2 separate regions of the Homo sapiens genome follow, and region 2 is linked to region 1. The links are chromatin loops, found by intact Hi-C in ENCODE. Cell type or tissue: endothelial cell of umbilical vein. All regions are shown on one strand. Links, peaks and the distances in the headings refer to the core of each region. The heading gives the core; the rest is flanking DNA.

What was found. A loop is a pair of places that touch in the nucleus more often than their neighbours do. Peaks named below come from ENCODE experiments on the same cell type or tissue, not always from the same donor. Only the 100,000 strongest peaks of a DNase experiment are listed, where the experiment ranks them.
Region 2: a loop joins it to region 1, with 8 times the contacts of the local background. A loop is called at or near these places in 1 of 110 quality-filtered maps.

What each region holds. Positions count from the first base shown.
Region 1 is chr19:9,125,428-9,130,796 of GRCh38, reverse strand. It overlaps OR7G3 (olfactory receptor family 7 subfamily G member 3), which reads left to right and starts at 3,847. Exons shown (of 1, transcript NM_001001958.1): 1 at 3,847-4,785. The coding sequence starts at 3,847. The coding sequence ends at 4,785. In endothelial cell of umbilical vein, for the core only: no CTCF peak of the experiment used is centred there; a DNase peak (open chromatin) is centred at 2,446; H3K27ac peaks cover 897 bases.
Region 2 is chr19:9,072,425-9,077,793 of GRCh38, reverse strand. No RefSeq gene overlaps it. Among named protein-coding and RNA genes, the nearest start is that of MUC16, 9.4 kb to the right of the region's middle. RefSeq lists an enhancer at 2,806-3,693. In endothelial cell of umbilical vein, for the core only: no CTCF peak of the experiment used is centred there; a DNase peak (open chromatin) is centred at 1,973; H3K27ac peaks cover 358 bases.

The DNA of each region.
Region 1 (5,369 bases), core at 236-5,235:
TGTTTGTTTAGCTTCTTTCTTTCTTACTTTATTTTGAGACAGGATCTCACTCTGTCACCCAGACTGGAGTACAGTGGCTCAATCACGGCTCACAACAACCTCGACCTCCTGAGCTCAGGTGATCCTCCTACCTCAGCCTCCTGAGTAGCTAGGACTATAGGTGCATGCCACCATGCCTGACTAGTTTTTGTATTTTTTGTAGAGATGGGGTTTCACCATGTTGCCCAGGCTGGTCTCTAACTCCTGGGCTGAAGTGATCTGCCTGCCTCTACCTCCCAAAATGCTAGGATTACAGGCGCGAGCCACTGCGCCTGGCTTTTTCTTTTTTCTTTTTCTTTTCTCTGAGACAGCATCTTGCTCTGTCACCCAGGCTAGATAGAGTACAGACACACAACCCAGGCTGGTCTCAAACTCCTGGGCTCAAGTGATCCTCCCACCTCGGCCTTCCAAAGTGCTGGGATTACAGGCTTGAGCCACTGTGTCAAGCCCAGTTCTTTCTTTTCTGTACCTTATTACACTAGGAGAACCCTCAGTGGGATTTTGAGCACATGCCTTCTTTGCTCAGCCCTAAGACATTCTTCTTCTTTTTTTTTTTTTTTTTTTTTTTGAGATGGAGTCTCACTCTATCACCCAAGCTGGAGTGAAGTGGCGTGATCTCAGCTCACTGCAACCTGCACCTCCCAGGTTCAAGCAATCCTCTTGCCTTAGTCTCCAAGTAGCTGGGATTACAGGCATGCATCACCACACCTGGCTAATTTTTAAATTTTTTTAGTAGAGACGGGGTTTCACCATGTCAGCCAGGCTGGTCTCAAACTCCTGACCTCAGGTCATCTGCCCGCCTCGGCCTCCCAAAGTGCTGGGATTACAGGTGTGAGCCACCGCACCCGGCCTGACATTATTCTTGGGATATCTTCCCTGCTTCTTCCTTTTGCACCCCATCTCACCCCCATGTCCCTGAGGCATCAAGCATTGTCCACAGCTAGAAACAAAAATGATAGGAAAGGTCATTGCAGGCCAGGCGTGGTGGCTCACGCCTGTAATCCCAGAACTTTGGGAGGCCAAGGTGGGCAGATCACCTGGGGTCAGGAGTTTGAGACCAGCCTGGTCAACATGGTGAAATCACGTCTCTACCAAAAATACAAAAAGTAGCTGGGCATGGTGGTGCACACCTATAATCCCAGCTACTCAGGAGGCTGAGGCAGGAGAATCGCTTGAACCCGGGAGGCAGAGGTTGCAGTGAGCCAAGATCGTGCCACTGCACTCCAGCCTGAGCCACAGAGCGAGACTCCATCTCAAAATAAATAAATAAAAGGTTATTGCAGGACCCCTGAGCACTGTGCTAGGATACACCTATCCTAACATCTATTCATTTTTCATCCCTGCAACACCCCATGCACATTTTTATACCAGTTCCCATCGGAGAAGTGAGAAACTTGAGTCTGCTCAGAGAGGTTCAGGGACCTTCTCATGTCACGGATCCATGTCACAATTGAGGCATACATGACGGAACTGACAACTGTCTGAGTCCAAGTTTTATGCACCAATGGTTGAAGCTTTTATAATCATTTGTCTTTCTCCAGTAAAAGCCAGCTCCCGGTTGGGGGCCTGAATTTTGTTTTTGTTTGTGTATTTGGTTTTTTGTTTGTTTGTTTGAGACAGAGTTTCGCTCTGTCGCCCAGGCTGGAGTGCAGTGGCAGGATCTCGGATCACTGCAAGCTCCACCTCCCGGGTTCACGCCATTCTCCTGCCTCAGCCTCCTGAGTAGCTGGGGCTACAGGCACCCACCACCACGTCCGGCTAATTTTTTGTATTTTTAGTAGAGACGGGGTTTCACCATGTTAGCCAGGATGGTTTTGATCTCCTGACCTCGTGAACCGCCTGCCTCAGCCTTCCAAAGTTCTGGGATTACAGGCTTGAGCCGCCGCGCCCAGCTTGTTTGTGTATTTGTTTTAAGAGGCAGAGTCTTGCTCTGTTGCCCAGGCTGGCATGCAGTGACCCTATGAAAGCTCACTGCAGCTTCCAACTCCTGGGTTCAAGTGATCCTCCCAACTCAGCCTCCCAAGTTGCTGGGACTACAGACACGTACCACCGTGCCTGGCTAATTTTTAATTTAATTTAATTTTTAAAAAATGTTTACTATAGATGGGTCTTGCTACTTTGTTCAGGCTGGTCTCAAACTCCTGGCCTCAAGCGACCCTTCTGCCTCAGCCTCCCAAAGTGCTGGGATTATAGGTGTGAGCCGCTGTGTCTGGCCAGGAACTCAATTTGTGAAGCAAAGGGCTGAGATGGGCTCACTGCACCATTCAACTGTTCACATGCTGTGATTCTATAATATGTTTGCCCCAACTCCTGAGTCATCATTACAGAATTTCCTTAACTTATGGGTTTATGAGAACAGCAGGCTGATGTTTTGACATTGCCGGCATACATCAATTCTTTACTTCCTGCTTTGGGGGCCCCAGAATCAATTTCTCAAGAATCTGGATAAGCCAGAAGGAACAGGAAAGGTTTGGCGCTGACTCACACAGGACTCCTCCAGGAATCAGTGCCAAGGCTCAGGGGTTGCCTGAACCAGGGGCTGCACCAGTAATAATAGGAAGAGTGGGTGCAGTGGCTCAAGCCTGTAATCCCAGCACTTTAGGAGGCTGAGGCGGGTGGATCACTTCAAGTCAGGAGTTCAAGACCAGCCTGGCCAACATGGTGAAACCCTATCTCTGTTAAAAGTATAAAAATCAGCCAGGTGTGTTGGCACACACCTGTAGTTCCAGCTACTTGGGAGGCTGAGGCAGGAGGATCACTCAAACCCTGGAGGAAGAGGTTGCAGTGAGCTGAGATCCCACCACTGCACTCCAGCCTGGGTAGCAGAGCGAGACTCCATCTCAAAAAAAAAAAGAAAAGAAAAAAATAATGGAAAGAGGGTCTGATGCATGGCTTACTGTTAAAATTTTCTTTATTAACATTATCTGTGATACAAATGAAAGACAGATGAAGGCAAATAAAAATAGTGGGAGGGGCTTATGCTGCTAGATAAAGAGGGCTTAATTTTTATTTTCACAAACTGTAATGAGAAAGGGAAATTGGTGGGTGAGAAAGACACTGATAGGGTACCTAGGAAGGAAGTAAAGAACAGGCTGGGCATGGGGGTTCATGCCTGTCATCCCAGCTATTTGGGAGGCTGAGAGAGGAGGATTGCTTGAGCCCAGGGGGATGAGGCTACAGTGAGCTATGATCATGCCACTGCACTCCAGCATGGATGACAGAGAGAGAGAGACCCTGCAAAGAAGAAAGAAGGAAAGAAAGAAGGAGGGAAGGAAGGGAGGAAGGAAGGAAGGAAGGAAAGAAAGAGAGAGAGAGAGAGAAAGGAAGGAAGGAAGGAAAAGAGAGAGAAAGAAAGAGAGGGGGGAAGGAGGGAAGGAAGGAAGGAGAAAAAGAGGAGGGAGAGAGGGAGGGAAGGAGGGAGGGAGAGAGAGAAAGAAAGAGAAAGAAAGGAAAGGAAGAAAGAAAGAAAAAGGAGAAAGAAAGAAAGAAGGAAAGAGAAAAGAAAGAAAGAGAAAGAGAAAAAGAAAGAGGAGGGAGAGAGGGAGGGAGGGAAAGAAAAAGAAAGTAAGAAGAAAGAAAGAAAGAGAAAGAAAGAAAGACGGAGGGAGAGAGAGAAAGAAAGAAAGAGAGAGAAAGAGAAAGAGAGAGAGGGAGAGAGAGAAAGAAAGAAAGAAAGAAAGAAAGAAAAAGAAAGGAAGGAAGGAAGGAAGAAAGAAAGAAAGAAGGAAGGAAGGAAGGAAAAAAGGTCTATAACTTATAACTGGTTTGGTTTTGATAATATTGACAAGATCAAGACTCATCAACAACATGAAAGCAGGAAACTTCTCAGACACTCCAGAATTCTTTCTCTTGGGATTGTCAGGGGATCCGGAGCTGCAGCCCATCCTCTTCATGCTGTTCCTGTCCATGTACCTGGCCACAATGCTGGGGAACCTGCTCATCATCCTGGCCGTCAACTCTGACTCCCACCTCCACACCCCCATGTACTTCCTCCTCTCTATCCTGTCCTTGGTCGACATCTGTTTCACCTCCACCACGATGCCCAAGATGCTGGTGAACATCCAGGCACAGGCTCAATCCATCAATTACACAGGCTGCCTCACCCAAATCTGCTTTGTCCTGGTTTTTGTTGGATTGGAAAATGGAATTCTGGTCATGATGGCCTATGATCGATTTGTGGCCATCTGTCACCCACTGAGGTACAATGTCATCATGAACCCCAAACTCTGTGGGCTGCTGCTTCTGCTGTCCTTCATCGTTAGTGTCCTGGATGCTCTGCTGCACACGTTGATGGTGCTACAGCTGACCTTCTGCATAGACCTGGAAATTCCCCACTTTTTCTGTGAACTAGCTCATATTCTCAAGCTCGCCTGTTCTGATGTCCTCATCAATAACATCCTGGTGTATTTGGTGACCAGCCTGTTAGGTGTTGTTCCTCTCTCTGGGATCATTTTCTCTTACACACGAATTGTCTCCTCTGTCATGAAAATTCCATCAGCTGGTGGAAAGTATAAAGCTTTTTCCATCTGCGGGTCACATTTAATCGTTGTTTCCTTGTTTTATGGAACAGGGTTTGGGGTGTACCTTAGTTCTGGGGCTACCCACTCCTCCAGGAAGGGTGCAATAGCATCAGTGATGTATACCGTGGTCACCCCCATGCTGAACCCACTCATTTACAGCCTGAGAAACAAGGACATGTTGAAGGCTTTGAGGAAACTAATATCTAGGATACCATCTTTCCATTGATGTCTCAGCTTCTTGGGCTTACACTGCTGGGATATGTCAGGGAGAAAGAAGTAATGAGAAGTCTTGAAAGCCTGACTAATGTCTTTGGGGTTTTCTGTTTTTGTTTTTGTTTTTGTTTGTTTGTTTGTTTTTTGAGATGGAGTCTCGCTCTGTTGACCAGACTGGAGTGTAGTGACGCAATCTTGGCTCACTGCAACCTCCGCCTCCTGGGTTCAAGCGATTCTCCTGCTTCAGCCTCCGGAGTAGCTGGGATTACAGGCACGTGCCACCAAGCCCAGCTAATTTTTCTATTTTTAATAGAGACGGGGTTTCACCACATTGGCCAGGATGGTCTCGAACTCCTGACCTCAGGTGATCTGCCCGTCTCAGCCTCCCAAAGTGCTGGGATTACAGGCATGAGCCACTGTGCCCCACCTGACCAATGTCTTTGAATACATGAGACCAGAGATCAGATGGTTCAGGGTGATAGTTTTGGAATCGGACCACGTGGACTTGAGTTCTTTTTGGATTGATTGACTGACTAATTGATTTTTGAGACAGTCTCTCACTTTGTTGCCCAGGCTGGAGTGCAGTGGTGTGATCAC
Region 2 (5,369 bases), core at 57-5,056, 53 kb after region 1:
GAAGAGAGCCAGGGTAAGGGGGAAGAAACAATATTGACAGAATAATTCTGAAAGATTCTCCCCGCGGCCTGAAAACTTGGGAGGATAAACTTGGGGGGATGAATAACTCCTCCCTTCTCAGGCCCAGTCCCAAGGTGCAAGGCTACTTGCCCCAGCAGCATGCGCCAGCAAGATAGCAGAAGCAGGAAGAGAGATGGCCGGAAGACATGTACCCTGGCCGGAAGACACGTACCCTGGCCGGAAGACATCTACCCTGGCCGGAAGACATCTACCCTGGCCGGAAGACACCTACCCTGGCCGGAAGACATCTACCCTGGCCGGAAGACATCTACCCTGGCCGGAAGACAGCTACCTTGGCCGGAAGACACCTGCCCTGGCCGGAAGACACGTACCCTGGCTGGAAGACATCTACCCTGGCCGGAAGACACATGCCCCTGAAGATCAAGAGACGGGCCATCCGGGTACCATGTAGCAGTTACGTCAGACTGGGACACTTGCTGTTTACGGGAGACTATAAAACCCCTGCCCCGTCCTCACTTGGGGCTGACGCCATTTTAGGCCTCAGCCGTCTGCACCCAGGTGCACATTAAAACAGCGTGTTGCTCCACACCAGCTCATGTTGTTTGTTGGCTTGCTCTCGGGGTTCGAAACGACACAAGAGCCTTACAAATTCCATGCTTGGCTCACTCGGCATTTCCTTAACAGATGTTCATTCAGTGCCTGCATGCTTGACAAGCCCCAGGTCTGAGAATACAACGGATCAGTGAATGAACCAACATGCAAAAATCCCTGACATTCTAGTGTTAAGAGTCTACAGGTAGAATAAATAAGTAAATTTAAAAAGATGTTAGATCCCTTTTCTTTTTGAGACAGGGTCTTGCTGTGTTGACCAGGCTGGAGTGCAGGGGCACAATCATAGTAAGGGAGGACACCACCCCTCATATTATGCCCAATTTCTGCCTCCAAAGAAAGAAGAAGTAAAAACTAAATGGCAGAAATCAAATCCATAGGCAGACAGCCCGGCACCGCACCCTGGGCCTGGTTAAAGATCGACCCCTGACCTAACCGGTTATGTTATCTATATATTCCAGATACCTCAAGGAAAAGGTAATTATTTGATTCAAGACCTTCAAAACGAGGCCAGGTGTGGTGGCTCACGACTGTCATCTCAGCATTTTGGGAGGCCAATGCAGTAGGATCACTTGAGGTCAGGAGTTCGAGACCAGCCTGGGCAACACAGCAAGAACCTGTCTCTTTTGAGTTTTTTTGTTTGTTTGTTTGTTTTGTTTTTGAGATGGAGTTTTGTTCTTGTCGCCCAGGCTGGAGTGCAATGGCATAATTTCGGCTCACTGCAACCTCCACCTCCTGGGTTCAAGTGATTCTCCTGCGTCAGTCTCCTGAGTAGCTGAGACTACAAGCGTGCACCACTACGCCTGGCTAATTTTTTTGTATTTTTAATATAGACGGGGTTTCACCATTTTGGCCAGGCTGGTCTGGAACTCCGGACCTCAGGTGATCCACCCACCTCGGCCTCCTAAAGTACAGAGATTACAGGCATGAGCCACCGCACCCGGCCAAGACCCTGTCTCTGAAAATAATTTTTAAAAATTAGCCGGGTGCCTACAGTCCCAGCTACTCAGGAGGCCAAGGTTGGAGGATCGATTGGGCCCAGGAGTTGGAGGCTACAGTAAACTATGATCGCATCACTGCCCTTCACCTAGGGGCAGAGTGAGACCTTGTCTCAAAGAAGAAAGACCTTCGAAAATGAAACAGGGAACCAGAAGGAGGGCAAGGTGGCAGCCAGGGCAAAATCCCTATGATGAGGGCATGCGGCTATGTGCAAGGAATTGCTCTGAGAATAAAGATGGGGACATTCTAGCCGAGCTAAAGAATGATCCATTTACTTATCATTGTAAGAAAATTGGAGCCGTTCCCAGAGATGACTAAGACCTAGGCCTGCAAAGTGTGAAGCCTGCAGGGAGGTGGGGGAAGGAGGCGAAGAACAAAGAACGCAAGGGGGGCCGAGTGAGTCATGGGCAGTGGGAACGGCGGTGCGGTGCATGGCTGGGTGCAGATAATTACCCTCGGGTAGCAGCCAGGCCCAGGTGGGGTGGGTGTCAGCAGGAGATGGACAGAGACCTCCCTCCGCTTCAGAAAGTAAAACCGGTGTTGCCCCAGCCTGGAACTCCCCCAGGAGAGTTGGAATCCTGCCCATCCCCTCCCCTCTTCCTCCAGTCTTTTCTTCCAGCTCAGGCCTGAGCTTTAAAAATCTTGCTTCCCAGCCACGGCCAAGACACGTCCCTGCCTCCCCCAGCAGAATGCAGATTTCAGGTGTCATTCATGAACTATTTAAGGGTTTCTGGAATGTTAGATTTGCCTGCTAGTCTGGGAGTCTTGGAGGGGGAGACCAGCTGTCACACGTCCTGCCCATGGCCGTGATTGGAGCACCCGGCAAGCTTAGGAGACAATGTTCACATGGACAGACTTTCTCTCTGAATGCCTTTGTCAGAGATGTTTAAACCAGAGTGACTCCATCTTGTGTAGGGGCTGGGTAAAATAAGGCCAAGACCTGCTGGGCTGTGTTCCCAGACAATTAAGGCATTCTAAGTCACAGGATGAGATAGGAGGTCAGCACAAGATGCAGGTCATAAAGACCTTGCTGATAAAACAGGTTGCAAAAAGAAGCCAGTCAAAACCCACCAAAACCAAGATGGCCCCAATAGTGACCTCTGGTTGTCCTCACTGCTACACTCCCATCAGTGTCACTGAGTCAGGAAAACAAGGTCTGGAGGCCAAGAATATAAGGTCGATTCACACTTCACCTATGGCAGGAAGGGCGGAAGCCAAGTCAATGACTGTAACCTTACTTCATCCTCTCCATTTACATAGGGCGTACCCCAAGTAAAGGGTATTTAAACTCCGAAAAATTCTGTAATGGGGACTTTGAGCCCCTATGCTCCAGCCCACTCCCACACTGTGGAGTGTGCTTTCATTCTCAATAAATCCCTGCCTCTGGCTGGGGCGCGGTGGCTCACACCTGTAATCCCAGCACTTTGGGAGGCCGAGGCAGCCGGATCACCTGAGGTCGGGAGTTCACCTGAGGTTGGGAGTTCGAGACCAGCCTAACCAACATGGAGAAACCCCGACTCTACTAAAAAAAAATACAAAATTAGCCGGGCATGGGGGTGCATGCCTATAATCTCAGCTGCTCGGAAGGCTGAGGCACGAGAATCACTTGAACCCGGGAGGCGGAGGTTGCGGTGAGCCAAGATTGCACCATTGCACTCCAGCCTGGATGACAGAGGAAGACTCCGTCTCAAAAAAAAAAAAAAAAAAAAAAAATCCCTGCTTCTGCCTTCCTTGCTTTTGCTTTGTTGGTGTGTTTTGTCCAATTCTTTGTTTGGGATGCCAAGAACCTGGACACCTTCTACCAGTAACACCATGACAGTTTACAGATGCCATGGCGACACCAGGAAGTTACCCCAGATGCTCTAAAAAGGTGAGGCATGAATAATCCTCCCCTTCTTTAGCATATTATCAAGAAATAACCATAAAAATGGGCAACCAGCAGCCCTTGGGGCTGCTCTGTCTATGGAGTAGCCATTCTTTTATTCCTTTACTTTCCTAAAAACTTGCTTTCACTTTACAGACTTGCCTGAGATCCAAGAGCCCTCTCTTGGGGTTTGGATTGGGACCCCTTTCCTATGACACCTTGCGGCCCGGAAAGACTTTCTCTCCCAGTGCCCTGGGGTCAGGCACAGGGCCGCAGCTTTCCCATAGAGAGCCCAGGAATATTTGCATTACCAGGAGAGAGTCAGGTTTCAGCGAGAATCTGAGGAAAATCCTCCAGAGAGTATCTAAAACGAGGTGAGGAAAGGGGAAAAGGCATTTTCCTTTAGGACGAACCTGAATTCCTTAGGATACAGCTGGTGAACAATAACATCTGTAACTCCCTCCTAGGTTTTTCAAAGGGAAGGAAGGAAGGTAGAAGGCCCTCTTGAGAAATGTCTTTTTTTTTTTAAGGGACCAGGTCTCCCTCTGTTGCCCAGGTTGAAGTACAGTGGCGCTATCATAGCTGACTGCAGCCTTGAACTCCTGGGTTCAAGCAAATCCTCCCACCTCAGCCTCCCAAGTAGCTAAGACTACAGGCAAGTGATTCTCCTGCCTCAGCCTCTCAAGGATTGCAAGCACCAGCCAAAAAGCCCAGCTAATTTTTGTATTTTTTGTAGAGATGGGGTTTCACCATATTGGCCAGGCTGGTCTCGAACTCCTGACTTCAGGTGATCCACCCTCCTTGGCCTCCTAAAGTGCTGGGATTTTCCCTTAACAAGCATCTATGGGTCGGGCGCGGTGGCTCACACCTGTAATCCCAGCACTTTGGGAGGCTGAGATGGGAGGATCACTTGAGCCCAGGACTTCAAGTTCATCCTGGGGAACATATATAGTGAGATTCGGTGTCTACAGAAAACTTTTTTTTTTTTTTTTTTTTAGACAGAGTCTCACTTTGTCGTCCAGGCTGGAGTGCAGTGGCACAATCTTGGCTCATTGCAATCTCTGTCTCCCAGGTTCAAGAGATTTTCCTGTCTCAGCCTCCCAAGTAGCTGGGATTACAGGCGCGCGCCACCACCCCCAGCTAATTTTGTATTTTTGGTAGAGACGGAGTTTCACCATGTCGGCCAGGCTGGTCTCAAACTCCTGACCTCAGGTGATCCGCCCGCCTCGGCCTCCCAAAGTGCTGGGATTACAGGCATTTGCCACTGCACCCGGCTTCTACAAAAAAATTTAAAAATTAGTCAAACGTGATGGCACATACCTATATAGTCCCAGCTACTTGGGAGGCTGAGGTGGGAGGATGGCTTGAACCCAGGAGGTAGAGGCTGCAGTGAGCCACTGCACCCCAGCCTGGGCGACAGAATGAGATCCCATCTCAAACATATAACCATAAACTTTGGATGTTAAGCATTTGCTGGAAAAAAAGAAAAAAGATAAATTAAAACAAAAAAATCCCCCATAAACTAAATGCCATGATATTTAAATACAAATCAAGTAATTCTGATGAAAGTTATGGCCAAGACATTTTACATTCTTTTTTTCAAAATCAGTCTTCAAAATCTCATCTCATGTGTATTTTACATGCACCACACATCTCTTCTGGTTTTTGTTTTGTTTTGTTTTGTTTTTGAGACAGAGTCTCTCTCTGTTGCCCAGGCTGGGGTGCAGTGGCACAATCTCAGCTCACTGCAACCTCTGCCTCCCGGGTTCAAGCGATTCTCCTGCCTCAGCCTCCCAAGTAGGTGGGATTACACACATGCGACACCATGCCCAGCTAATTTTTGTATTTATAGTAGAGATGAGGTTTTGCCATGTTG